Linked DNA regions of Mus musculus: regions 1, 2, 3, 4 and 6 are each linked to region 5. A link is a loop called in an ENCODE intact Hi-C map of the cell type or tissue named here. Cell type or tissue: left cerebral cortex. All regions are shown on one strand. Links, peaks and the distances in the headings refer to the core of each region. The heading gives the core; the rest is flanking DNA.

Region 1 (4,732 bases), core at 359-4,358, 150 kb after region 5:
TGTCTCGAAAACCAAACCAAACAAAAACAAAAACAAAACAAACAAAAAAACCCTTCACACACTGACGCTAGATACACCGCTGTAGTCCCAAGCCAACCTGGATGACACAGTAGGAGTACATAGTAAGTACTGAAAGAAAGGGAGAGGGAGGAGCAGGGTGAAGAAAAAAACCAACTGTGCTCTATTAAAAAAAAAAAAAAAATCAAAAGCTGGTGGTGATTTCAAAATGGCTGAACTGAGCAATGCTAATTGGGCAGTGGCTGTGGGAAAGGTCTACAGGACCAGAGGATCTACAAGCTCACACAGCAGCCTCCAGGTTCACCCTGGACACCATGATGAACTGTTTTTTCAGAAGCTGCCACCAGCAGCTACAAGATTCATCAACAGTTTCAATACTTGTATCAGTCACAGCCTGAGATGCCGCAGAAGATGTAAGGCACACTCATGGACCAGCTGCGGGGAAGTCTGGAAGGAAGTCTCAGAAATCAAAGAAGAAGGGGCCTAGATGCTTTCACAAACTGCTTGGAGAAGGCTAAAGACCACAGGGAGAACCTTGGAGACCAGCTGCAATCCCATGGTTCCCTAGTCCCTGCAGCTCTGGGCATTCAGCAGTGTCTTGTACAGGACAGGAGGAGACCAAGCACCAATAGTTGGCTGAGGCCATCCTGGCTGGGCCCACCAGCACCTAACAGGCTATATAGAGAACAAAGGAGTAACTGGCTAATATTATCCTGGCTGGGGCTACGCAGGTCCAGGTCTACCAGCATCTGACATGCTATACTGGGAGAGGAAGGGACTTGCAGTCAGCACTAGAGTGAGAAGATGACTGGGAACCAGAGCAGAGGTCAGTCAGAAGTTGAGGCCTTCGGTCAACATGCTGGGCCTGGGAGAGTATTTCTGGGTATAGCTGAAATAGTGTGTAGGGTTCCAGTGCCTAACTGTAATAGAGGCCTCACCACTGGCTCTGTGCTGCTGGAGACATGAACACACACACACACACACACACACACACAATAGAGGCCTCACCACTGGCTCTGTGCTGCTGGAGACATGAACACACACACACACACACACACACACAAACACAAACACACACACACCATTCCTCAGATTCCATCTGGAGGATTGTGACCTTTCCCAAACTTTGTCTCCTAGAGCTTTAACTAGCATCTCTGTTCATCTCTCTGGTTCCTCACCATCCCCATGCAAACCCTATGTAGTTGTTTCTAATCTATACTGATTGTCTTGTCATTGACAAGCCCAAGGGTCCCTGCCATGCTCTCCCCCAATCCATAAATATAAACACACACACACACACACACAGAGCTTTTATTCCTCAAAAGGCACTATTATTGATATCCAGAAAACATACTTATCAAAGAAGATGGTGGGATACATAAAGGAGTCCAGAGAATTAATAACGAACGTAATTTAAAGTATGGAGAATAACTAACCTAATTTAAAGTCCGGAGAACTAATAACTAGCCTAATTTAAGTTTGCAAGCAGTTTTAACACTTCACAAAAAAATATGTAAGTATCTAAAAAAAAAAAAGTCACACATGAATTACTTAAATTATCAAGAAGATGAGATTTAGAACCATACAGAAACCTCTCCACCAAAAAGACAGGCAACATAAACCGCGGGCAACAGTGCAGACTAGCCAGCCTCTGACATAGCTCATAGATGTGCAACATTTTGAATGACTTAGGCATGCATGTACTCTGTAACCCTGCGGTTCCAAAGGGATAGGGCTCAGAATCTGCTCAACCAATTCTGAGAAACAGCTCAAACACTCATCCCTAGGAGAATGGGTAACCAGATCTACTCAGACAACAGAATACAATTTCAGAAAATTAATACATACATACATACACACACACACACACACACACACATACATACACACACACAGCAAAGTAATACCCCGAACATTCTAATCAAACGAAGCTCCATATGAAAATGTACATCCTATTGATGTGACATTCTAGAGCAGGCAAAACTGAGGTATAAATAAGTTGCTTCGGTGGGTAATCCACGCAGGGACTGGAAAGTGGACATTGCTATTTTATCTCCTCATGGAGAATGGGTTACACAGGTGTTTGCACTTGTCAAAAGTCACTGACTAATAAACAAGATTTTTACACACACGCACACAAAGAGGAACAAACTCTGCACTCTATGGCGTGTGCCAGATCGCTTAGGAATAAAGCCGACTAACTCTGCAACATGCTTTGGAATTGACAATGACTAGTATGCTGTTTTATCACTCTGCCTGCGGCGGATACTGGTTAGGACAGCAAGCGCCGCCGAAGTGAGCCAGACTAGGCTTGACATCCATACTCTGCCCCTTGCTAAGCCCTGGGCCAGCAGCTTGCCCGGGACAGTGGCGGATCTGTCAGCCCCGTGCCCGCCCCAGACCCTCTCAGGACCATCACCCTCCCGCCAACACCGCAAGCACAGTCCACCACCCTCAAGCCCGAACCACAGCTCCGGGACTCACCACCAGCAGGTTCCTGTCCTCCACCAGCTGCCGCTTCCGCAGAATCTCGGATTTCAGGATGTCCATCTCGCTCCCAGGGTCTAAGTGTCTTCACTTTGACTCCCCAGCTCCTCGGCGGTAACCTCACCCGCCAGGGGAGGGGGAAGAGGACAAACCACGAAGCAACCAGAGCCCAATTATCGGAAAACAACAACTGCCGGAGCCGCTTCCGGCGGAAATCAGGATGAACGAAAGGAAGGTAGGGAGCGCCCCTCGGCGCGAACGCGGCCAAAACCGCTGAGTATTGTTGCCCCCTAGCGGAACCCTCCAGATACACACTTGTGATTTCAGTAACAGGTAGAAAAGAACAAAAGGCCGGGCAAAGGTAGCACAGGCCTTTAATCCCAGCACTTGGGAGGCAGAGGCAGGCAGATTTCTGAGTTGTCTCAAAAAAAAAAAAAAAACAACTGTTTGTCTCTTTAAATGGTTATTGTGCCCGATTGAACCAGCTTGTATACTCCTAAAGTTTGCTTCATAGTTCCTCAATTTACTTATTTGCCAAGAGTGCTAACATACTAGAGAATGAGAAATACATAAATAATACAAGTTTTAAAATGGCAGTGTTTATTAATTGCCTATTCAACACCCTGTAAATTTATTGTGTTTTCTGGTTATGCAATCAGCAATGAAGATTTTCAATGATGATTGGGAATATAATCATTCTTTCTTATAACCTAGCCCAAGAAAAAATATGTTGAAATTCTACTTTGATTTGTTTTTATTTTTATTGTGATTCAGGCACTCACTGTGTTGCCTGGGCAGGTCTCAAACTCTTGCTATCAAAGTAATCCTCCTGCCCCAACCGCAGAGTGGACCTCCATACTTGGCAGAGTTTTGGTTTTGTTTTGTTTTTTTTAATCTTAGAACCATTTATAACATATCTATTCTTGGTTCCATGCCATGAAAGCATCTTTGTTTTTAGTTGTCATAATTCAACAATATTTTATGTTACATTTTTCTATTCTAGAAGTAGTGAAATAACATTCAATTCAAACTCAAGTGTAGGTAAGATGGTTTATCAAAATAAAAACTGAAAGGATTGCTCATTAGAAAGTTTTATACTGGGGCTGGTGAGATGGCTCAGCGGTTAAGAGCACTGACTGCTCTTCTAAAGGTCCTGAGTTCAAATCCCAGCAACCACATGGTGGCTCACAACCATCTGTAATGAGATCTGATGCCCTCTTCTGGGGTGTCTGAAGACAACTACAGTGTACTTACATATAATAAATAAACAAATTTAAAAAAGAAAAGAAAGTTTTATACTGTGTGTGTGTGTCTGTGTGTGAAATAGGATATTTCATCTAAAAGATATCTGAGGACCAAAAAGATGGCTGAACAGCTAAAAATAGTTGCTGCCAAGACTGATGACCTGAGTGCAGTCCCTGGGAACCCACATGGTGGAAAGAAAAAGTAGATTCTCAAAGTCATCCTCTAACCACAACCACACCACCACATACACACACGTATACACACGCACGTTCACAACCACACCACCACATACACACACGTATACACACGCACGTTCACAACCACACCACCACATACACACACGTATACACACGCACGTTCACAACCACACCACCACATACACACACGTATACACACGCACGTTCACAACCACACCACCACATACACACACGTATACACACGCACGTTCACAACCACACCACCACATACACACACGTATACGCACACACGTTCACACATGCAACTGAAGAATAAATGACTAAATGTGGTAACTTTTTTAAAAAGTAAAAGATGCCTAACTTCTGTCCTTGGATGAAGCATGCTGACATTCTTATGTGAATAGTTGTTACCAGGGTCAAACCATTTACCCACATCCTTCTGATTTAGGAACTAGAGATGATGACCCCCAAACCTGAAGTGTTGGCATAGCTTATACAGTTCACAGAGAACCAGATGGGACACTATCAGGGTAAACTCAGAAAAGGCTATCTCCTCTTCAATTCCCATCTTTGACTTCTATGTTTATGCAAAGCGCATTAAATCATGATGAGGGTCTCAGATCAAAGAACGAAAAAGACGAATACCCGAGGGAGCAAATGGATGAGCAATTTAAACTACAGAAGAGGGGCACAGTGGGGAAGAGGACCAGCAGAGTTTAAAACAGATCAATCCTGCTATCCAGAAAATGTGTACACCATTTCATCACAAATATTATTTAAGAGTG
Region 2 (4,732 bases), core at 394-4,393, 220 kb after region 5:
GTTTGCTTCCCAGCACCCACCCCACGTGGAGGCTCACAGCCATTGCATATCCAGTTCTGATCTAATGCCCTCTTCTGACTTCTGTGAGCACCAGGCACACACATGGTGCTCATACACACATTCGGGTGAAACACATAAACATAAACTAATAAAATAATAAATCTAAAACATTTTTAAATACCAATTGTGAATGCTCAGGCAACAGGCAGCAGTTTACAAGCAAGGGAAAGATCCCTCCCTCCCCAGAGACAGACTGTATCAGACCTTGATCTTGGACTCCTTGCAGTGATAGGAAAGCAAATTTCTTAAGTCAGGCAGTCTGTGATATTTTGCTAAGTTAACCTACACAACCTATTACAGATACATACCCAGTCAAGGCAATTCCAGCTTGATATTACTTAATACTAACTGTAGATCCATAAATTTGTTGGATAAAGCCACAGTGGTGTGTACCAAGTAGAAAGTAAATAAAACTAGTTGATATCCCCTAGAAAGCAATAGAACAGGCTGTTTCATAGTCTTTACACACCATGAGTGGATACTCATGGACCATCTTTGAAGAGCTCAGTCAAAAGGGCAAAGACATAGTTACTATTAATTTTAGGTAGTCTCTTAAAATATCCCCTTAACTACATAGAGGATATTCCCTTCAGCAGGTAGAAGTCACATTCCTGCTTGAACTTAAAGTGAATGATATCTTTCCTAGGGATGTACTTCTTGGGGTGATACCTTCAATGATTTCATCATAGTTTAAGCACAATAAAAGCTTACTTTATGCTCCAAGGCGAGACTACTCTGCATTATTCAATTAGCGTAGTACTCAGCCTGTGACTATTGGAATAAAATTTGACAAGGGATCTCTCTCTCTCTCCCTCCCTCTATCTCTATCTCTATCTCTCACGGCCCCAGAATGGGGTGTAGAATGTTTTCTTACTTTAGAAACATCCCAGACACCTTCAGGTTTATAAAATTCTGGTTTTGAATGGAGGTGGGGGAAGAAACAAGTGGGATTATTGCCCAAACCACTATCATACTGAACCCTTCACTGCATCTTTTAACTCTAAAGAGATCAAAGAACTTCACCAAATACAATTTCATTTCTTCCATACACTTTTCTGGGAAAAGGACTCAGCCTCTAACATAATCTCAAAGAAGTAGGAAAAAAAAAATGAATCCCCTCTTAAAGTGATTTGCTTTAGAGCTGGATGAAGCGCTTGGTCTCCCTGCGGCCAGCCGGGTGTCCACACTGCCGGGTGTCCACACCCGTGTCTATCCACACCCGTGTCTATCCTGTTGTCTCCAGCTGGCTTGCTGCTCACCGGTTCTTTGGTTTTATTTCCCAGGCATGTTTGCACTGCTTGCTCCTTGGTAGTCACCCTGCTTCTAACGTCAAGGTTCTATCAGAGTGGCTTTTGAACGGCTGTCCATTTGAGTGCAACTAACCTCAATCATTCATCAAGACAGCCCACCCCAGCCCCCTCCCCCCTTTTCTCTGCATTCTTTGGAGCAACCTGACCTTCCTAAGGTGTTGGAGCAGCAGCCCATCCCTTCTTCCCCTTTGTACTTTGGTCTAGAAACCGTAGATTTGGAGGCCGTACTTTTAAGCGTGTCAGATCATGTTTCCACACTACCATTCCCAGGTGATGTAAAAAATCTTTTCTATTCCCACTTAAAACATGTGGTAAGAAATGGCGCCTACAGTAAGTGCACACTTGGCTCCCCAGAGAAAAAGATTACATAAAACTCCCAATGGCCATTGGCGGACGGCAATTATTTTGGTATTTCTGCGTCAAGTGGCAGAGTCTATGCACCTGCTATGACCACTGTTTCCCTAAGAGCCTGCACCCCCTTGCACTCCTCACCTCTAGTATTCCTCTCCCCAAAACACCATTCCAAGCACCCCCTTTGCATATAACTTCCCCTACAGTCCCCAGGGTGGGGATAAGAATTGATGTTCGCTCCATCCCATAGTCTTCTCAGCAGTACATGCTCAAATTTCTCTCTGTTTGCTCCAAGAGCGCGGATGGGTAAGTTCTTCACCCCCTCTTAAAAGTTGCCTAAAATCCGCGTCTGGCCCTGGCACCGCCCGCCTCTCAGACAGAGCGAGGGCTGGCCGCCAAGGAGCCACGATCCCTGGCTTATTTCTAAAGGCAGGTTCGCCTCCGGGAGCCGCAGAGGGAGGCCGGGCAGAGCGCGGCGTCCGTCCGGGGGGGCAGCTCCACGGGCCCGGGCCGCTCCGGACGCTGAACCGCGCGGCCTCCGGCCCATGCCGGGTCGCCGCACGGCCGAGTCCAGCAGTGGCGGCGGCCCCCGGGGGATGGCGGCGGCCGGGCTCCGCCAGCAGGTGGTCCCGGGGTCCCGGCGGCGCCGCCCCCTTCGACGGCGCGGCCCCTACTCCCGCGGGGGAGGTCAGCGCCCCGGCCGCCGCTCCGCACCCGCCGCCGCCGCCCTCCCTCGGCTCGCCGCGTCCCCCGGGCCGCGTCCGCAGGCTGAGCCCAGGCGGGCCGCGGCGAGCACCCCACAGCTCCGCGCCCCAGCCCGGCCCCGCTCCCAACGGAAAGTTGGGCTGCGGCGGGCTGCGTTCGGGAAAGAGCGAGGCGGCATGAAGGGGCACCGAGGGGTCGCCTAAGACACCGGGGAGGCGGAGCCGCGCGCGGGGACAACTTCGCCCCGGGCGCGCAACCCCCGGCCGGGCTCGCGGTGGTTCCTCCCGTCCCTCGGCCTCCCCCGCCGATCGCGACGCGGACCTTGGTCCCGGCGGCTCCGCGGCGGTGACACGAGCCCGCCTCAGCCGCCGCCTCAGTCTCCTGCCGCGCCGCCACCTTGCCCGCACCATGGAGTTCTCGGAGAGGAAAAGAAGCAGGAAATCCCAGAGCTTCAAACTGGTGAGCCGAGGTAAGCTGCCGGCCCGGGGACAGCGGCGGGAAGCCGGCGCCGCGCTCCGCGCACTCGGCCCCGCGCGCCCCGGCCGCCCGCGGGCTCCACGCCGGGGGCGCGCCCGCCCCGACCCCCTCGTCCCCGCCCGAACCCGGGCCCCCCGCGGGCCGCACACGCCCCGCCGCGGGGAAAGTTGTGCCTGAGGGGGACCCACCGGGTGTTATTGAAGGTAAACAAGTCGGAGGGCACGTCAGGAAATTAGCAAACAATGACACCGGGGAGCCGAGCCCACTCTGGGGTGCCGCCGCCACGGCGGCCGCTGGGCTGGGGTGGCTGAGGGTTTGCCTGGCCGGCAGGCCGAGAATAGACTGGGATTTGTTTTTGTTTTCGTTTTTTTTTTCCTTCCCCCACGCAAAGAGAAGGAGGAGAGAAAAAGATGATCATTGTTCTTTTTAAGAAGAATCAGCTCATTAGGGAATCGAAGCTCAAGGCAGAAATTGTTGACATACAGCATCTTTTCCAGTTGAGTGATTTGGGTGGAAAGGTAGTTTTAAGATTATCTCGTATACCAGTCAGACAAGTGTCGCATCACAAGAAATAAAGAAAAATCCAGCTTGGTCCTGCCGACTAACAGGTGTACAGCACACTCTTTATAGGCGTTTATTTTGTCCGGGGAGGAGAAAGTTGAGTAGTATCTCCTCTGGGTTCTGTTTCTTGTTCGAGTCCATCTTCCTGATTTGAGTCTTTAAAAAATGGTGCCAACTCGGACAAGAAACACCTGTCAAAATGTATCACCTTAATAATCGAGAATGGTGATACCCCCCCCCCAACCTCCCCAGAGGTAATGGTACAAGTTCTAATATGAGCCCACACTCTTTAAATATCTTTGCATTAACTTGGGTCAAAGCCAAATCAGAGAAGCGCTCCACTTTCCCTAGGTGGTTTTTATCTACCGCTAGCATCTGAGGAAAGAGCCACATGATTGTTCCAAGGGCCCCAGCAAAAGTCACATGTGAACAGGTGACTATTGGGAGGGTGATTGCAAGGGATGGAGTTTTTCTGAACTCAGCTAAGCAGACATGAGGATTTTATAAAGCTCACTTTTGGTTAGTCTGGAAACGGTTTAATTATAGACATTTTTGCAAATCTGCTCATCTGTGTTTCCCCTAATTTAGCTTTGTACTGTTTAACGATAGAGGCCTGAAATAGTGTAGTGCATGCATTCAAAATATTTGGCTACTCCTTCTCGGCCTCCACCTCCCCAACCAGGATGTTGACTACTCTGGAAGTCTCTCTGAGTGTGATGGCCCTGTTGATACAACGTGCTTCGTTCAGGAATGGAGGCTGCTTTCTTATTTATGACCCCAGGAAACTGACTACTCTATCTTAAGAGAGAGGGTAGTTTTGTCATGTTGTCCTGTGACAGCTAAGGCAAACAACAAACAAACAAGCCCACCCAAACCTTGGACAGCTGTTGAGAAGGGACCTCTATTTTCATACCTGGGTGGTCCTGGTTTGTAAAGAGCTACATTATCAAAATGCTGTAGCTTCCACACGAGATCCCAAGATGTTATATTTGAAATTTTGATTAACATAGTAAGTTTTTCCTTCTTTTTTAATGGTGAGTGATTCTGCTGTGCAGCTGCTTTTCAATTTTTTTTTTGGAAGATAAACTATTGCATCTTCAGTAAGGGCAGTAATTGCAAAAGATTCACTTATGTGAAAGGTAAAAGACTTGCTTCTTTTCAAAGTATACCTTTAAAAAAATAACACATCAATATCTTAAAAAAAAAATGCATCCTTACTTTTAAGCTGAGATTTTCTGGGTAAACCCAGTAGAGAGGCAGTTCCGAAA
Region 3 (4,732 bases), core at 232-4,231, 130 kb after region 5:
GCTCTTCCAGAAGACCTGAGTTCAATTCCCAGCAACCACATGGTGGCTCACAACCATCTGAAATGGGATCCAATGCCCTCTTATGGTGCATCTGAAGATAGATATAGTGTACTCATATAAATAAAATAAATAATTTTTAAAAATCTGTTTCATACTGGTTTTTTTTTGCAACTTCTTGTGACTTTCAAATAAGAAGTTTAAAAAAAGATTTTCCTAATACTAAAATTCAAACTTTACATAACTTATTTGGCCCTTCACTGCAGAGAACAAAGCACCCTCCTTCTACCATTCTGCACTACCTTATCTAGGAGTGTCTCATAAAGACTGCCATCAACAGTCTCCATCCCTACCGACTAGACAAGACCAAGACTATGAACCACAGAGGCGCCCATCCAACCACAAAGTATTTATTGAGCACTATTACCAGGTGCTGCTGTGGAGTCTGAGGACAACAGTAAACTATGCTGTCACCCCAGCACTAGGTCATCACCAGCTGTACCACACTCACTCCTGTGAACTGCAGTCCCAGTCCACTGTCTCACTGCTGCTCAGACTGTGTACTTGACAGAGTGGGCTGCTGGGTCCAAGGTTTTATTGTCTTCCTTACTATCAGAAACTGTCCTCTGTGCCAATATGTCAAGAACTTCTGGAATGTCTACTTCTTTTGCATGTGACTATACCACTCCATAATTTGTCCCTGTCTTGACCTCAGAGACTAAACTTGTGACAGACGTCACAGAAAATTAACACTATGCCTTGAGACCAGTCAAGGCTTTGGACTCAGCCCGCCATCTTCCTGTGCGCTCTTAAACTGTGTGTAAGTTTAGCCTGCCTTTGTGAGACACAGAGCCAACCTTACTACGCCCTAGATTTCCCATGCTGTAAGTAAGCGTTTACATGAAGGCACATGCATAGCTTCCATGCTAAGTTACACACTCCATGCCCCTGACCATGAAGGTGTGTGCGTATGCTTATGCTGACAAATCTCCACTGCCAACAGTGTGAGGATGCAGCCGTCTGTGGTGCTGTGCGCCACTCAGTCAGCTGGGTCAGTGAAGCAGTTTCCTCCCTAGCAAACACTGTTAAGATAGCGGTAAAGAATCCTCGCCAATCCCCCCGGCCTCCCCCCGCCCCCCCCGCCATGTTTCCTGTGCTGTCCAAGCCTTTATTACAGAGAAGCATGGCACACAGGAACAGACACAGACAGATCATACACACAAAACAGGCCAACCCGTAAAGACTACAAACAGCAACAAGACTGAGCTAAATGGAGAGTTCAAATTTGGACTTGTTCTTCATAAATGAACCCAAGGGGCCCAATGTGATCATCATGGTATGCACTTTCTAAAACAGTGGTTCCCAACACGTGGGTTGTGGCCCCTTTGGCAAGCCTCTATATCCAAATATATTTACATTATGACTTATGACAGTAGCAAAATTACAGTTATGAAGAAGTCACAAAAACAGTTTTATGGTTGAGATTACCACAGCATGAGAAACTGTATTAAGGGTCATAGCATTAGGAGGGTTGAGAACCACTGTTTAAAGCCTTTGAAACTGAGCCGAATAATCCCTCTCAGATTTTGTTATCCAGGCTAACACATCATCCAAGTCAATGAGAAAAAGACTAGAAAGTCACTAACATGTCCCTAGCATCTGCTCAAGGAGAGACTCCAATCCCTTATTTAGTACTCAAGGCTTCCTCATTCAACAGGCTGACGCCCATCGTGTCCTCTCCACAGCAGAGGCAGCTGCTGTCTCAAACAGCACTCACTCTCCCTAACCATCTATAGGATGCCATCCAACTCTCCCTAACCATCTGACCTTGACTATTTAGCCCAGGCTATTCTTAACTCGAGATACCCTGTGACTCATCCCAAACCTTCCAATCCTCCCCCTTCCAATCCTCCCCAGCCTCCAAGTGACGAAACTACAGCCATCAAACCTGGCTGGAAAGTAGAGTTAAGCAAGAAAAAATGATAGCTTATTCTGAAGTGCTTGCTGCCCACGCAAGAGAACGAGAGTCTAGAACTCAGTAGAGTCAGGCACAGTGGTGTGCAGGCTGGCGAGACCGACTAGGGAGATGGCTCAACGATTAAGACACTCACTGCTCTTACAGAAGACACAGGTTAGGTTCCCAGGAGCTGGGGTGGCTCACAATTCTAACTTCAGTTCCAGGGGCTCAAACACTCTTTCTGGCCTCCCTGGGTACAAGGCACACATGATACACTTAAACATATGCAAGCAAAACATTCATACGCACAACATAGAAATACTTCCTTTTCTAAAGGTAGCCATCCTGAGAAACAACTCTGAGGTTAGCTTCTGGCCTCCAACCGCCCAGTGCACATCCAGGCACACGCACCTCCCACACATAAACACCCACCCACGTGGCACTCATGCACACACACTTTTTTTTTGAAAGAATATTTTTTAAAATAGAAAACTATAGTAGTTTTATTTTATTACTATTTTTAAATGTATGAGTGCTCTATTTGCATGTACATCTGTGTGCCCAAAGAAGGCACTGGATCCCATTGCAGATGGTTTTGAGCCACCATGTGGTTGCTGGGAATTGAACTCAGGACCTCTGGAAGAGCAGCCAGTACTTTTAACCACTGAGCCACCTCTCCAGCTCCCCCCCCCCCACTTTTAATATATAAATAAACTAGAAATCCTCTTAAATAAATTACATATGTATATAAAAACTAGTCTAGGAGGAAGTAGAAACCACACATTGTCTACAAGAAATGTTGTCTTTAAAATTATCTAATTGTATAAACGTTTAAACAGTGTAATTTACCCATAGTATAAATGAGCATGATTAACAAATTTAACCCTTGGAAATTATAATCAATTATCAAAGGAAAAAAACCTACTCTTTTCTAATTCAAAGCGTTAGCCTTTCCTACAGTCATCTGTGGTTTTAAGAAATGAAAATCGAGCCAGTGAGATGTTCTGCTGGTAAAGGCTTGCAGCCAAGCCTAATGACCTGAGTTCGATCCCTGGAACCTGCAAAGGTAGAGGAGAACCAGGGCTCGGGCCTGTATATGTGCACCATTGCACAGCACACATGCCACCCCTCACTCACAATAAAAACATTAATAGAATCCTGAAAATTAAAAACGGAAAGTCTTCGAATTTACCCAAGTATATGTGAACTGTACAAACTGCACAATCAACACTAGGGAGTCAGGCTGAGATGTTTATAATGCTAATGAATGTGAATAAGGCACAAAGTATGTCATACAAATGACCAGTCAGCAATTGGAACTAAGATACAAACAAAGATAATTCATGAGTGGTGACCATTCTCTAGCTTAGCATCTGAATGTAATTTTATGCATTTAAGAAAATTTTAAGTAAATTTCCAGAACTCATCTTCAGGTTTAAGAGCCGCCACCTGGCAAGCCGTTCCATACAATTTGGGATCTGTAAGAGTTTGCTAAAGATAGATCATAGTTGGTTCTTTTTTTTATTCACATCAAGGTTTCAATACAAACAAGTTTGTATGAGGCATATATAATTTCAAAAAAACAAGTACAAATACTTCAGACTTAGTTGCATAATTTAAAAAACATTTTCATATGCTACTTAAAAATAACTATAAACATTGAAGCCAATACTTCACTTTCCATACCTTCTTAGGTTACCATACACTAAATCCATATTCCAAGTCATATTATCATAAAATACTCTAAACTGGTTGTCCTAATTAAGCCCTGTATTTCTCTTATGTACCCAATCTGTAATTTCTTTGTTAGAAGCAAGTTGGATATGATTCATACCTGGACTATATATATAAGAAGACTCTGTTTCAAAACAAAAAAAAAATTCCAAGAGTTTTGTTTTAGTCCTAAGCAAATTAAGAGCCTCATGACTTCCCCTCCCTTCCATCAGGTATGGAAGTCGTGGTGTCCTTTACTCTGTGAGGCTGAGAGGGAACTTCCCTGTAACCTCCTCACTGCCCCACTCACTGCGAAGTCACTGCCCTTCTCTGGGGTTTCACTCTCCACACTTCCAGTTACCTCAGTCAACTGTTCTCACAGCTTGACGATGCTTCCACAGGATCTCTAGAAGCTCAGCAGGAGCCTCCAGCACCGCAGCACCACCTCCAGCAGCAGCCTCACTTCATCCCCTTCTGCAGAAACTGTACCTCATGGCAGCGCAGAGGCGAGAGCACCACGTTGCCCGGGAGGCCATACTCACACAATTTTCATTACAGAATATCGTTACAACTGCCCTTTTTTATAACCAGTTATTAACAACCCCTCCTCTGTCCCTCCTACCCCTGTGTATTATGATTATCTGAGACATGATCTCCCTCTTTATTCCAAGCTGGCTCAGAACAAGGTTCTCCTGACTCCACCAATGAAGTGCTGGAATACAGGTGCATGCCACCATGTCTACTCAGCCTAATTAATAAACCAAATTTTACCATAGTCGAGTAAGTATCTGGGCTCAGTACTATCTAGTATTTCTGGTGTCCACTAGAGGCTGTTGAATGCACTCCCTGCAGAGAAGGGTTAGCATAAGCATTCTTTCACTTTAGAGTTCTATGTTTGGAGAATTAAAGAACGTTTAGTAACAGCAACTGCTGTACAAACCTGATGACCTGAGTTGAATTCTCAGAACACACACAAATGTAGGTGAGAACTAACTCCACAAAGTTGTCCTCTGATGCCTATATGCATGCCCAGGCATGTGTGCCTGCGGGCGCGCGTGTGAACAA
Region 4 (4,732 bases), core at 476-4,475, 61 kb after region 5:
GACAGCCACCCTGGCTAAAGATGAGGGGCTGCAGCACGCCCAGATGGTTCTATTTGGGCCTTTGGCAGACACACGGATCTCCACACTACACAGCAGCAGGGACCACTTAGAGGAAAGGCATGGTTTGTGGTTTGGATTTTTTCAAGGAGCTGGGGAAGGAGGAGTTGCCAGGAAACCAACCCTCAGAGGGTTGTGCTCCAGGGTTCTTTATCGGGCCTGGAGGCACTCCTGAAAAAAATACACAAGTGGGGCTTTCTCCTGAGTGTTTGTGTCAGGTGTAACTTCCTTGCCTCCCAGGGAGGGGTCTACTTTCTCTGATCTGTACATCAGATACAGATGGGGTCCTTAACTCCCAACCCCTACTCCATGCTACCAAGACCAGGACCAGATATATCACTTGTAGGGCCCATGCCAAATAGATCAAAACACATTGGAAATTTCAAGATGGCAGCAGCAAGCGAATGACCCTCTTGAGCAAGGGGCACTTGAGTCACACATCCATAAAGCCAGTCCTGTACAGGGTCCACGTTGCTTTGTTAGAGTTGGTACAGGGTAGGGTCTAAGAAGGACATATCTTTCTTTGGGGAGAAGTGGTAAATAATCCTTTATACTTGCTGTAAGATATCTAGCACACACATAATCTAATTTAATTCTTTAAGCTCCAAGTTAAGACGTGGGAGATTTTAGAGAAGAACTCTGGTGGTTGTGCAGTCACCCTCTCTCTTTTGCCAGGATCTAGAAGCTCTAGAGATCCATGACAGTGAGATCCATGTCTGTTGATTACTTATTTCTATTCCCTTGCCCAGCCTGAGCCCAGGACCTGCTGTGGTTAAGATCCATCTAGAGCCGAATTACTACAACTTACTTAGCTAGTGACGTGGAAGGAAGGGAGCCTGGATTTAAACAGAAGCTTCTGACCGTAAAAACTCTGTGTCTTGCCATAGCATGCTACGGTATGGCAAGTTATGCACGAAGCCAAGGTCATAGAGTCCAGTGGTTCTGCTGCCTGTATGGCTGTGGTGAAGTCTAGTTGCGGTATCTATACCCAAGACGAAGGTAGCAGACTCAAAGTATCTACACTCAGGGATTCATGGTGGCAGAGCACCCACTGGCTGAGACATAGTTCTGTGTGTTTAAGTGACCAAAAAATCCTTCTCAGACAGGATGGACCAGGAGCCATCTGAGCCAGCACAAGATTTTAGAGCATTTGCTTTCTTTCCAATGTCCCTCCACCCACTTGCGACTGATCTCCAGAGAGACAGGAAAGTCTCTAGTCTCTGGCTTCAGAGTAGAAGGCAGTGTGGATGAAGAGGTAGCTCCTGAGTCAGAGCCACTCATCACCCCTTGCCCTTCCCATTACCCATGCAGACGGGATCATTTAGAATTCCATAGAGGAGAGTGTGAACGTGAAAGAATGCAGCCTCTCTCGAAACCAGTTTTAGTTGCTGCTCAGTTTTACTTGGGTGGTAAACATCCTGGGCCTGGAGAAAACGGGGCTCACGGAATACTGGGAAATAATGGTCTTTGCGTGGGAAAGGTGGGTGCTGGAATAGAGCTGGGACCTCAGTCTGGAGCAAAACCTAAAAAGCTGTGCTAAGCCTCCACATAGTAGACAGAGGGGGTTACAAGCAAAATCAGCCATTCTCACAGGAAAAACAAGAACCCTGCTTTACTCTGGAGCAAAGCAAACTCACATGCTAAGCATATAAAAGGAAATGGAAGCCGCGTGAATAAAATAAATGCAAACTCCGGTACACAGAGCTTTAGCCCCTGGTGACGGTCCCCAGACCGCTAAGTAACTTTCACTTTCATCCAGAAAAAGCCACCCGCTTCCTTGCTCCTAGGAAGCGGCTCTAATTGCCTCCCGACTCCTCAAGATCAGCTTCTTTGACTCCTGGGGTTCCCTTGTCCTGACTCTGTGTCCCCACAGGACAGAACTCTTGCCCCCACCCACTCCGCTCCGCCCACCACGCCTTTGTGCTGAGAAAGGAAAAAAAAAAGAATTACAAACACGCACTGTGATCATGACTCGCCTGCCCCCAACTATGGTCGCACAGCCTCCGCCCTCCAGCGAGTGAGGATGTCTGAGGCTCTTACACATTAACGGCAGGAAGTGGAGTACCGAAGGGAGGCTGGGAATTTGAACGCCTTCCCATTTCAGCACTCGAGGGGAGGAAGCGCTGCTCAGCCCTCCGCGTGCACAGATGGCTACCGCTCCCTCCTGAGCACTGTGTTCCCGGCTGCGATCCTCCTCCTCTCCCTCCTCTCAGCTCCCCGCCCCCACCTCCTCTCCCTCTCCTTGGAGGGAAAAGTCTGCAGAGCTGAGAACTGTCTTGGAGAATTCAACAAAGGCTCGAGCCAAAGGGGAGCAAACTTTAAAGAGAACTTGTTTTGTGTCTGTTAAGGAACCTGCTGAAAAAATCCACACCTATTGGTGTGTGTGTTTCGAGCACTAGTAGTAGGCGGGCTACCGGGAGGAAGCACGGACAACTGTACGGTCTCTGCCTTGATAAGGAAACTCTCAGCTGTTGAAAGGTTAATCAGAGAAGAAGGGACAGCGTGACCAGGGAACTTACTACTCCTGAATTTAAACTACGTTGTTTTCCATCCAGATATTTCAATGGAGACAGTTGGAGAATCTGTATTTCAGGGAAAAGAAGTTTTCCGTGGAAGTTCATGACCCTCGCAGGTAAGCACAAGGAGCCCTTTTCTTTGGGGAATGCATGGCATGCCATTTGTACATTGATTTTGTGTTGTGATGGTTTATGTCCATGACCAGGACAGAGTTCACATCAGACTGTAAAACTTTGTGGTGATAAATGCAAAGTGTGTGTGTGTGTGTGTGTGTGTGTGTGTGTGTGTGTGTGTGTGTGTGTGTTTAGCAATTCTCACCTGTCTCTCTCTCTCTCTGTCTTTCTCTCTCTGTCTCTCTCTGTGTCTCTCTCTGTCTCTCTGTCTCTCTCTGTCTCTGTCTCTCTCTCTGTCTCTGTCTGTCTCTGTCTGTCTGTCTGTCTGTCTCTCTCTCTCTCTCTCTCTCTCTGTGTGTGTGTGATGCTGGAGGAATAATTGTGGCACTTTGGAGCCACATTTGAGTCACATGGGGACATTTCCTCTTAACAGACAGGAGACCAAAGGCTTCCTTGCCGGAGCTGCTAAGCCTACTTCAGGCAGGACGGTAGAGACTGAAAGGCATCTGTCAACCAAAGTGGTTAGGCTCATTTATTCTGGTTCTGGGTGCTTATGGTTTTCTTTTTAATGTTAGTTTTATGGGTGGGTATGAAATAAATGCAGTTCTTTTTCCTTCTTCCTATATTGCACCAGTCATTGGACTCGAGAACACCAGTCTTAAAAACCTAAAAACCTGTTCCAAGTTGGATGCTGAACAATAAATAGGGTTCTAGGTTGGGCTGCAGAGAGCCCTGCAGGGAAGGAGCCTGGGCACCACCAACTTTAAGCTTTTCCTCTTTGTGTGCTGGCAATTCTATAGTCGAAGGCAGCCCACTGCCAGCAACAGGGTTCCCTAAGAATAAATTGCTGTGTGCAGGTCCAGATGCAGACTGACAAGAAAGTAGGCCCCAGACGATACTAAATAGATTATGTGCACTTGAGAAGCCAGAATGGGTTCAGGTCCTGGTGACCCCCAGCCCTGAGCTTAGGAGGAAGTGCTAGCAGCGACCCTACCTTGCTTCTGAACAGACAGACAAGCAGCGGTGCCCTCCAGGCAGCTGGGGACTTGGGATGAGACATTGCCTACAAGGAGAGGGCTGAGGTTTGTGCAGAAGCCCTCGTGCCTGCTGCTGCTGCTGCTGCTGCTGATAACCCAGCTGGGTTGTGTACCTCCTTGTAATCTACACAGAACAGCCTCCTACTGTAGGCGAGAGTTTATCCCTGCCCCACAGTTACCATGAGACTAGCAACTAGAGAACAGAACGTTCTAGAAGCCAAGCCTCTGCAGTCAGGTGCAGAGGATAATGTTAAGCAGAAGGATAGCTCATTCAGTGGTTCTCAGGACCATGGGATGCATTTCATGGTCTAAAGACCTCCTCCGCAGAACACAATCCGTATGCACAGGCCACGGAGGGGCAAGCGGATGCCAAAAATAATAATCCAGCTGAGGAGAAACTCGCTGCTATTTTTCCAGGTGAACTTATGTCAGAGTAACATGGACATTCATGGACAGATGAGAGGGAAAGAAGTCCAAGTGTAAGAAGGGTAAATCGAATTCTACACCATGATCATATACAGAGAAGGGGATGCCTGGCAGAGCAAACATTAAAAAAAGAAGAAAAAGGACCACCTGTGGGCCTGAGTGCAGGGAATAGACAGAGGGAAAGAATTTACCCCAGTGTGTGTGTGTGTGTGTGTGTGTGTGTGTGTGGTATGTGTGGTATGTGTGTAGTGTGTATCTGTATGTGTGTGTAGTGTGTGTGTGTATAGTGTGTCTTTGTGTCTGTGTCTATGTTATATACACACACGTGTGTTCCTTCTGTGTCTATGATCTCATCAGTGATATAATTACTAAATTCTTTTCCCTTTGCCAAGGTCTAGGAATATAGGAAAGACACCTAACATCATACCTTAGCATAGAGTGGGCTTTTGGCTTATTTAGCCAAAGGGATCTATCTCATACATGTTTGGAGAATTTGCATTTTCTTCTATGGTAGATATGGAAGGCTGAATCAGTGTTCTCTTCCATCAGGAACTGTTAGCAGAGTTGGGGACACCAGCGAAA
Region 5 (4,732 bases), core at 225-4,224:
CTATGTGCAGGAATTTGATGTCTCATCACTGGAAAAAAACAAAAACCAACCCCCCCCTCAAAAAAAAAACCCATGAAAACTCAAAATTTATAGTGCTTGTTTATTAATACTTGTTAGGTCATTACACATGTGCACACACACACACACACACAAACACATCCACGTTTTGCCCTTGGGTGTGAATTTTAGAGGTTTTGGGGTTGGGTTTTAAATCAGCGCCCAGAGCTGGTGAAACAGTTCTTCCGTAAAGTGCTTGTCTATCCACACAAGCGTGATGATCTGAGTTTGATCCCCAGAACCCACCTGGAATCAGCAATGGTCGCACTTGCTTATAATCCCACTACTGTGGGTGGAGGAGCAGAGATGAAACCCCAGGACTCGCTGTCTAGCCACCAGAGTGTATTTGGTGAGCTCCAGGCTAGTGAGAGATTGTTTGTTTGTTTGTTTATTTGTTCCTTAATGTGGACAGTTCTTAAGGAACCACACTCAGGTTTGTCCTTTGATGTCCATAAGCATGTGAACACGTGTTTCCATGAACACTGCATACATATGTGAGCATACGCATAGACACACACACACACTCACCTCTTATTAACTAGTAGCTCACTAGCTAGAACTGCTTTGTCCTCAGAGGAAGGCTGTTGTTATAGTACAAAAAGTCCTGTATGTGTTATAAGGCTATTTAGGTTTAGACTAGTTTACGTGTATGTGTGTGCACCTCCATGAGTTTATGTGTACCTCATATGTGCCAGAGGGCGTTGGGCTCTCTGGAACTGGAGTTAGAGGCAGTTGTGAGCTACCTGATAGGGGTGCTGGGAACTGAACCTGGGACCTCCAGCAGGTAAACACTCTTAACTGGTGAGCTTCCTCTCCCATCCCACTATTATATATTTAATATAATAAAAATGACTTCACTGTGTAGAAAAATAAGAATCTTAGAACCTTGGAGTTACATAGACTGATATCTCATTAGGCTTTTGATTTGCATTTCCCTAGTGCTTAGTGACGCCTGGACTGTATTCTTATATGCTTATTGGCTTTGAATGTATATTAGAAAATGCCTGTACACATATGTGTAAGACATGGTGTGCCCTCAAAGAAGGCATCAGAGACGAGACTGATGGCCCCTTTGCTTTTTATTCATTTAGCACTGGAAACTCTAAAGCCACCCAGCTCAACTTTAGTGATTTCCACGCCCCCTGTGCCTTACACATGGTTTTTCCTCTTGCAGATTCTACATAGAGAGCATCTCCTACCTGAAGGACAATGCTACCATTGAGCTCTTCTTCCTGAATGCCAAGTCCTGCATCTACAAGGTAGGATTGTGCTCTTCCCATTCAGTTTCCAAAAGAAATAGAAAATACCAAAATATTTCCCACAAGTCAGTTTATTGATTAGGAAAAGTTGTTTATTAATTAATTGCTATTAATAAATGAGAAACTGCATGTGAGGAAAGCCGCCGGCTGAACAACAAGACCTCTTCTGATCTTGTCACTGTCCATGCTTGGGCATGCTAGGGGCGTGTTCTTCATGGGAAGGAGGTCAAAGTAGCCAAAAATTGATCAAGTAGTCACGTCATGTCCACAGTGAAGAGCAGACAGAATGGGATGTGCACACACTCGCTTGCCTGCCTGTGCTCAGCTCAGCTTTCTATCCTCTAATATCACAGTTTGGGGCCCCTGTCTAGGGAATGATACCGCCAACAGTGGACTGGGCCTTCCCATGTCAGTTAACTTAGTTAAGACCCTCATCCACAGACCACAGACCTAGCCTAGACAATCCCTCACTGAGACTCTCTTCCCAGGTGACTCTAGATTCTGCCAGGTTGACAATTAAAGCTATCCATCATACATTCATCCTATGAAACTCACATGAAGCACAGGCTTGGACTTTTATGTGAGAGGCCTGGATCCTCACAGCTCTCCCATGAGGAAGATGAGGCACAGGGAGACTTCCATATCTAACGGGCAGAAAGTTACTCATTTGGTTCAGGGGAGCCCAACTGCAATCGCCAGGTCACTCTCTTTGCAGAGTATACCCAGAGAACTTCAAATGTGAGCATGTCTCTGGTAAAGTGGGCACTAAATACTATTGGAAAATTCCAAGGAGAACTCATGGCTTATGAGTTTCCTATTTCAGTAGATCCCGTTTTGAAGCACTGTAGTGGCTCACCAAACTTCAAAGCAGGTGGGCTGAGATGGGGAGCAACTGCCGCTTTCTCTTGGGGAAGTTCTTTGCTGGATTGCATGGGATAATTCCACCATTCAGAATGGTGGAGGGCCTGGTAGACATCAGGTTCCCCTCTGCAGAAAGACTTCACTTGGTGGTAACTGATGAACCAGGACATAGACTGGGCTCAAACCCAGAGCACACAGACAACAGTCCTTTAAGTCTTGCTGACTGGTGGGAAAAGACATTAATTGTAGATCCAGGTTTTAAATTCCTTCCTTCCACTAATCCTTAATTTTCTTATTATACAGTGGAAAGCATGATAGTATCCAGATACCTTACAAACTATAGGAGCACCTGGTGGGTTTGTTGGTTTTATTGAATGGGTAAGCCCTGATTGAGAGAGAGAGAGAGAGAGAGAGAGAGAGAGAGAGAGAGAGAGAGAGAGAAATAAAGAACAAAACTGAGCACTGTCCACCAGGTGGCAGACTTGAGCTAAAATACATGGCTAGAAATCAGTGAGCTTTTGAAAGGGCACTCATACCACTTCCTGCTGGGTGTCCATGTATAAAGGGGAAGGAAGCTGTTTCCTGGAGTTGCTCGGTTTCTCTTGTTCATACCTGCTGAGCTTGTAGAAACCAAGAAAATTAAATTCTCAGAAGCAAATACTACAGATTTCCCAAGAGCAGGTGCAAGCAGCCTCTAAAACTGGCCTCATTTAAAGTCCAGATGGACTTTGAATGGAGCAATGGTCCTCTAAAGTTTGTGTAGACAGAATAACATCTCAGGACCACTGCTTAACCTCCGTCATCCAAATATTTTCCTTAGTAAGCACACAGATTTCACTAACAGGGTTATGTGTTCATGGTGAGCCTTCTGAAATTTTGCCAAGGAGGAGGCTGATGTTCGTAAGAACTATGAGTGACCAGACTGCAGTGCCCTATCAGCCATGTCCAACAGCGTGGGACAGAAACAGACGTCCACACGGTTGTAGATATTTAGGTTTTTCTGTGGCCGACATGAACTAAATATGAATGTTTGCCTCAGTGTCTTCAAGCTTCATTTTTCCTTTTTGACTAAACGCCGACATTGCAAGCCCATCCCACGTCTGGGAAACTCCTAAGACTTAGCACTGTGCCACACACTTAGCACTGTGCCACGCACTTAGCACTGTGCCACGCACTTGATCAAGTTACTTGGATTCCGATACCCTTTTCTTGGCTACAATTTTCTGTGCCACCCACATGTCCCAGCTGTACACTGAGACATTATCCCAGAAGGCAGGGTGATGTGCACATAAATATTGACTTCACCAGGAGTTCAGTATCGGACCACTTGCTATTTTTTTGGTGCCTGACTGACGGTGTTTTTCTTTGCACTTGCCTGCTTGCACTTTGCAGACTCCAGGTTGAGCATAGGGCCTTACCCGCTTTAGGCGAGTACTCTACCGCTAAGCTATATCTTGGGCTCTCTTTTTACTGTTTTTTTTAAAAAAAAAAACACACCAAGTTATCCAGGCTAGCCTTAAACTCACCATATAGTCCATGCTATCCTTGAACTAAAATTTTTCTGCCTTGGCCCCCTGAAGAGCTGGAATTTCAGACCTGCACCACCATACCCAACTCCTACGGTGTTTTAGAACTACGCTGTTGAAGTAAAATAAGCTATTTACCATGCCTCTTTGCAGACCTACTTCCATTTATATTTTAAAATATTAAGTTGTATTTTTGATACTGAGCAGAGCAGCTGAGAGGAGACTCCGCAGTTAAGAACACTTGTCATTCTTACAGAGGACCCAGGTTTGGTTTCCATCAACCACATAGTGGCTCACAGTTGTCTGTAACTCCTGTCTTAGGAGACCTCATGTACCTTGGTCACCAGGTACTCACATGCCATATATAGATGCATGCAGACAAAACACATATACAAAATAAAAACAAATTAGAAAACATCTTTTAAAAAATTATTTAAAGAAGTCAGGGACTGGGTTTAATCAGAACTAGGAGTGTGTAGTGACTAGTGAGAGGCCCTGTTTAATCCCCAACACAACACAAAGTGTGTGTGTGTGTGTGTGTGTGTGTGTGTGTGTGTTGTTATTATTAAAGTAATAGGAAACAGCTTAAGGGGCAACGAGAGGTCCAATGGTGGCTCAGCAGTCATAGTGCTCGTCTCCAAACCTGGAAACTGAGTTTGACCTCCCAGGACACACATGGCAGAAGCAGGGACCAACCTCCCACAGGGTGTCCTCCGACAGCCATCCCTGTTCACACGTACACAAGCACAGACACTGTCCTAAACCATGGAGGTCAAATGGCTCCTGAAGGCCCATTAGCAAAGGTGACCATCTCCTACACACCCAAGGCCTGCCCTCTAGAGTCATGTTGCTGCTGCTTCTATTATTTGCCGCTTTCTTTCTAAATAAATGTCCCAGACCTTCCAGATCTGTCCCCTCTCCATTCATGAATTCCTTGTAAGAGAGACTGGGATCAGTGTGTCCCCGAAGCCACCCACACTCTCCCTCTCCTGGGTTTCTCGGGGTAGTTGCATTGCTTCTGGGTAAAAG
Region 6 (4,732 bases), core at 226-4,225, 380 kb after region 5:
CCCATTACAGATGGTTATAAGCCACCATGTGGTTGCTGGGAATTGAACTCAGGACCTCTGTTAGAGCAGTCAGTGCTCTTAACTGCTGAGCCATTTCTCCAGCCCAAAAGACTCCATTTCTACAAGAATCCTTTTGCCCTGCTGTTTTGACAATGCTAGAGATGCAACCCAGAGCTTCTCACATTCGAGATAGTCACTCTACCAACAAGCTAAACTCCAGCTAGCCCTGTTTTAAATAAAGCCACCTTCATATATACTGTGGTGATGTGGTGCAGCTTGAACATATCTTTTGGAAGAATGGGAGGCTACCACTCATTGCACCTACCAGATGTTTCAAGGGTAGCTGGTTAATTCTTATTTCTAATAAGCCTCAGCATGGTAGTACAAGTCAGAGAAACTCCGTCTCAGATGGGATCACTGGAACCTAGGGATGTTAGGGAGGTGTTTCCCAGGAATGGGGTTCTGAGGCCCTTTCAGGTGAGCTCTCTGGAATTACAAACTGGCAGAATGGCTGACTAGAGGGAGTTCCATAGCAAAGCAATACAGGTAATTAAAAAAAAAAAAAAGCCATCGTGAGCACAGTAAGATGGTCCACTGGGTAGCTAGCCTCAAGTCTAGTGCCTCCCAGTAAATCAAGGCATCTGTGTCTCCAAGACTCTGCAGTCAACACTGCTGAGAGTTTTGGAGTCGGAGTGTAGAGCTCAGTGGTAGAACTTTTGGCTAGCGTGTGAGGCCCTGGGTTCCACACAGAACTTGAGAGAGGCAGAGGCTTGCTTCAGTGCTGCTGGAGACCTCCGGCGGTGTATGGGGGAGGAGAGGGTAGACCTGGAGGTGCCTGTTACCTTATAGGGAGGGAAGAAAGCCTTGCTCACATTTCCATGGATACAGTGCTCTGTCCAAGATCTCCCTCTGGGTTAATCCTACCTCTCTCCGGGGCTTAGGGTACCATGCGGATGACACACAGATTTGCATCTCAAAATTCCAAACTGCTTTCCCAGTTACCTGGAGTACTCAGCAGGCACAGAACTTAGCATCTTGAAGGTTGAAGTTATTGCAAAACTTGTTAGCTTCCCAGCAGTTCCAGTATCAGAAGTGTCAATCACTGGTCATTCAGTCCCCAAAATTAAAACTGGGGGACCTGGCCGGGCAGTGGTGGTGCACGCCTTTAATCCCAGCACTCGGGAGGCAGAGGCAGGCGGATTTCTGAGTTCGAGGCCTGCCTGGTCTACAGAGTGAGTTCCAGGACAGCCAGGGCTACACAGAGAAACCCTGTCTCTAAAAACCAAACAACAACAACAACAACAACAACAAAAAAAAAAAAAAAAAAAAAAAAACCCTGGGGGATCTGATACTTACCCCTCTCTTCAGTGCACATTAAATCACACCAAACCCTTCCCTTCTGCTGCTCCCCAATGCTTCCAGTTCAAGTACACATGCAGGCTTAGTACAGCTTCATTAAAACAATAACCCCTAACCCAGGGTATTATTCCTCCATCACCACTGAGAAAGAGCATCCTTCAACATTAACAAAGAGCTAAGTCTCCTTGGAGGGACACACAAATCTAGACATGGGGTCCTGCTGTGTCATCCACTTTTTTTTTTTCTCATTGTGAAATCTTTTGAAAAAAAAAATCACTTTTTTTTTTAACTAAGTGAGGAACAAAAAAAAGTTACATTGTTTAAAATGCAAAATCAAATTTAAAAGGCAGAACCGGACAAATGTAACTGTATAACCCTTTCCCTCTGGCTTTGGAGTCCTGGTGTGGTATCTGGTGAGGCTGTGTTTGTGTCTTCTGACCATTCAGAAGAAACTCCACGTTCATCAACGATAAATCGATGTCCGAAGTCTGATGCTAAGGAGCCCAGGTGCTACTGTATTCTCCCAAATGTATTGTGGAGAAAAGACACAAAGGCAGGAGATGCCTGTGTCCATCTCGCCACACTTTGCACCCTAGATCCCACTCCTAAGAAACAGGCAAATGGCAATTTCAGGAATGAAAAGGACATCTGCGGGGTGTACGAACCTAAAGACAGCCAAAAGATACAACAGTTCTGCTTCTAAATAATCGGGAAAATGCGAACCTATTCCTAACCAAGTTTGCTCTGCTCAGCTTTCCAGAGAAGTCCTTCGAAGGGACACGCTCTGCACCAGCAATGCAGTACGAAGTCGGAAATCTGAAGTTACTTCAAGTGAAACCGCATTACCAATGTCAATTCAAGCACACAGGATTAGTCTGCCATGTTTACTTGGACATGAGAAGAACAAATGGTATAACCCGGACAACATAAACTCTCCCTCCCCAAAATGCAGATCAAAGATTCAAGAAACTTCACAGAGCATTTGCATATTTCACTGGGACTCCAAAGAAATGCGGAGCTACGCTCAAACAATAGAATGAAGAAAAGATGGGAGTCACTGAGAATGGAGCGCGGGGTTAAGTTGGGTTTTCAAATGTCTCACTGGGGGCGACCTTGGCTCCTACACTCTGCACATTGTTCCCATGGGCACAGTCTCACTGCAGCAGAGATTCGGGAGCAGGTATTGCATCCCGTGGGTGATGCGGGGATCGCACCCAGCCAGGTTGTGCAAAAAACAAAAACACTCTGTTCCCTTCTCGCGGGACAGAGATGCGAAAGTAGGTGGCCCCCATCACTCAAGGTTGCTGCCAGTGCTGCTCGCAACTTTTGAAATCAATCTACCCCCCCCCCTTTTTTTTCCTTTCTTTTTTCTTTTGCATCATGCAACGGATGCCACCGTTCCTGGGGTTTGCAACCCCCCACCCCCTCCCCCGAGACCAATCATTGCCGCGCTCGGGCCTCTGCACAGCGCCCCCGCCCCCTTCCCGGGCCGCACGCAGCCACCACCGCCGCTGCCACCGCCACCAGCAACCCGGAGGCGCTCCGGCCACCGGCCCGCCGCCTTAAAGGGAGGTGGCCGCTCTTAAAGGGACCCTCACGCGCCCGGCCGGCGGGAGCGCGGCGGCCCGGTTCCCGGAGGGCCGCGCCCAGCCTAGGCCGAGCTCCACGCGGCGTCCGAGCGCCCGGCGGTGCCGCCGCCACCGGGAGCAGCATTTTTTTTTTTTTTTTTTTTAAATTCAGGCGACGCTTAAGGGAGCCCAGCGCGCCCGGTGCATTGTGGGAGCGCCGCGGCCCGTTTTCGGGAGGAGGCGGAGGGCGCAAAGCGAGCCGGTAAGCGGCGGGCCTGGCGAGGGGGGGCGAGGCAGCAGGCTTAAAGGGGAATAGCGGGCCGCAGGCCCGGCGCGGCCGTTGCAAATCCCCCTCCGGGCCGCCCGGGACCGCCGGGGAGCCGTGCACCGGGGCCCTTCGCGCGCCCTGCCTGGAGAGGGGGCCGAGCCCAGGCTTTGGTGGGGCCGCTTTAAAAAAGAAGCGCCGCCCGCGCCGCTGCCTCCTCCGCCGTCGCCGCCGCGGCACGCGGGGCCGGGGTTGGGAGGGAGGAGCGGAGGGGGAGGGCGGCGGCGGCCACGCAGGGGTTAATCTTTTCGCCCGCCGACATTTTTGTGTGGCGGCGCGGACGGCGAGCCCGCGCGCGCGCGCGCTCTGCCTTAGCCGCCCAGTGTCCTGGCGCCGAGCCGCGGGCCTCCCCGCCCCCACTCGGCCCTCGGGTCCCTCCGGTCCCCGCCGGCGACGGTCTCCGCGGCAGCGGCGACGCGGGGCCTGCGGTGCAGCATGGCCCTGCCGGTGGCCTGCCCGCGGCAGCCGCGCGGCGCGGTACAAAGAACGCGGCCCGCGCCCGCCGTGCCTTTAAAGGCGGCAGCCTGAGACTTAAGGTGTCCCCTGAGTGGCATCCTCCGCGCCCGGCCCCATGGAGGGCGCGGGGTCCCGGCGCGCACGCCGCGGCGCCCGGGCCTGTGAGCACGCGCGGGGCCTGGGGGCTGGCGGGGAGGTAGGTGTGCTGCCCCACCGCACCCCGCTGCCCGAGCCCGCCTCCCGCGGGAGCGAAGGGGTTAAACGCGGGCTTTAAATATTCATGTCATTGTTTTAAAGGTGTAAACATGTGGCTTCCAGGTCGGACGCACTCCCTCTACCCAAAGCACACCCCAAATTCCATCCTTTTCAAATAGCTGGAGTTTCCTTTGAGGCCAAACCGTGTGACTTAGGTCTCCTTGCACTTGGGAGTTTTTTAACTGCTGAGTTTTCTTGATGTAAGGCGTTTTTAAACTTTCCTAACCAGAAAGTGTAGGGAAAATAAGGTAAAAGAAAGGTGCTCTTCGGAGTCTCTCTCCTGCCTTTTGGTTGAGGCCGTGAGGATTGGAGGTAGGAAAATAGATTCTTTATAAAGGGAAGTCTTCCCGTTTTGTACCAGGTAGAGGTGAGGCAGGCATTTTTTGCAAAATGAATGTGATTTTCCAAACCTTTCTTCGAAGGTGAATTTTAATTCGCACTCTTTCCAAACTGTTAAATGGCTTCAGAATGCCCATTTCGGAAACTTGCTTGGCTCACACTGCTCTGTAGAGAAGTTTGGTTTCTATGAACGATGAGCGAAATCCGTGTCGGTAGTTTCCCGCTGAAATCATTGCTCATGTCATGTTTGTGATGATGGTTTGGATTGCCGAATTTGGGCTTTGTGAAATTTAGTTTAAATGAGTGATGTACTTCCTGGGGGATGGAAAACTATATAAATGGGAATTATGTTTTCAATCATAAATTTTATGGGAGAAACCGACCCTAAAACTTAGGGTGTCTGTAATCCTATGCCCAATAAAGCATCAGT

What was found. A loop is a pair of places that touch in the nucleus more often than their neighbours do. Peaks named below come from ENCODE experiments on the same cell type or tissue, not always from the same donor. Only the 100,000 strongest peaks of a DNase experiment are listed, where the experiment ranks them.
Region 1: a loop joins it to region 5, with 8 times the contacts of the local background. A loop is called at or near these places in 11 of 42 quality-filtered maps.
Region 2: a loop joins it to region 5, with 5 times the contacts of the local background. A loop is called at or near these places in 3 of 42 quality-filtered maps.
Region 3: it touches region 5 in a loop (6-fold over the local background); 13 of 42 quality-filtered maps call a loop at or near these places.
Region 4: it touches region 5 in a loop (6-fold over the local background); 12 of 42 quality-filtered maps call a loop at or near these places.
Region 6: it touches region 5 in a loop (4-fold over the local background); 4 of 42 quality-filtered maps call a loop at or near these places.

What each region holds. Positions count from the first base shown.
Region 1 is chr2:4,649,414-4,654,145 of GRCm38, forward strand. It overlaps Prpf18 (pre-mRNA processing factor 18), which reads right to left and starts at 2,722. Exons shown (of 10, transcript NM_026045.4): 1 at 2,503-2,722. The coding sequence starts at 2,568. In left cerebral cortex, for the core only: CTCF peaks have their summits at 2,794 (motif pointing left) and 2,997; a DNase peak (open chromatin) is centred at 2,735; H3K4me3 peaks cover 1,592 bases; H3K27ac peaks cover 638 bases.
Region 2 is chr2:4,715,398-4,720,129 of GRCm38, forward strand. Bend7 (BEN domain containing 7) reads left to right here and starts at 2,434. Exons shown (of 9, transcript NM_178663.4): 1 at 2,434-2,895. The coding sequence starts at 2,835. In left cerebral cortex, for the core only: no CTCF peak of the experiment used is centred there; DNase peaks (open chromatin) are centred at 2,812, 3,108 and 4,064; H3K4me3 peaks cover 1,560 bases.
Region 3 is chr2:4,628,634-4,633,365 of GRCm38, forward strand. All of the region lies in intron 9 of Prpf18 (pre-mRNA processing factor 18), which reads right to left. Among named protein-coding and RNA genes, the nearest start is that of Prpf18, 21 kb to the right of the region's middle. In left cerebral cortex, for the core only: no CTCF peak of the experiment used is centred there; DNase peaks (open chromatin) are centred at 1,775, 1,994 and 2,317.
Region 4 is chr2:4,557,602-4,562,333 of GRCm38, forward strand. It overlaps Frmd4a (FERM domain containing 4A), which reads left to right. Exons shown (of 23, transcript NM_172475.3): 12 at 2,613-2,689. Among named protein-coding and RNA genes, the nearest start is that of Gm13179, 35 kb to the right of the region's middle. RefSeq lists an enhancer at 1-274. In left cerebral cortex, for the core only: a CTCF peak has its summit at 2,034; DNase peaks (open chromatin) are centred at 1,268, 1,563 and 2,157; H3K4me3 peaks cover 1,718 bases; H3K27ac peaks cover 1,794 bases.
Region 5 is chr2:4,496,758-4,501,489 of GRCm38, forward strand. Frmd4a (FERM domain containing 4A) reads left to right here. Exons shown (of 23, transcript NM_172475.3): 5 at 1,232-1,316. The region is part of intron 3 of Gm39751 (a long non-coding RNA gene); the gene reads right to left. Among named protein-coding and RNA genes, the nearest start is that of Gm39751, 15 kb to the right of the region's middle. In left cerebral cortex, for the core only: a CTCF peak has its summit at 2,658 (motif pointing right); DNase peaks (open chromatin) are centred at 2,679 and 3,380.
Region 6 is chr2:4,878,672-4,883,403 of GRCm38, forward strand. Sephs1 (selenophosphate synthetase 1) reads left to right here and starts at 2,893. Exons shown (of 9, transcript NM_175400.6): 1 at 2,893-3,189. In left cerebral cortex, for the core only: no CTCF peak of the experiment used is centred there; DNase peaks (open chromatin) are centred at 2,466, 2,907, 3,207, 3,413 and 2 more places; H3K4me3 peaks cover 2,164 bases; H3K27ac peaks cover 1,986 bases.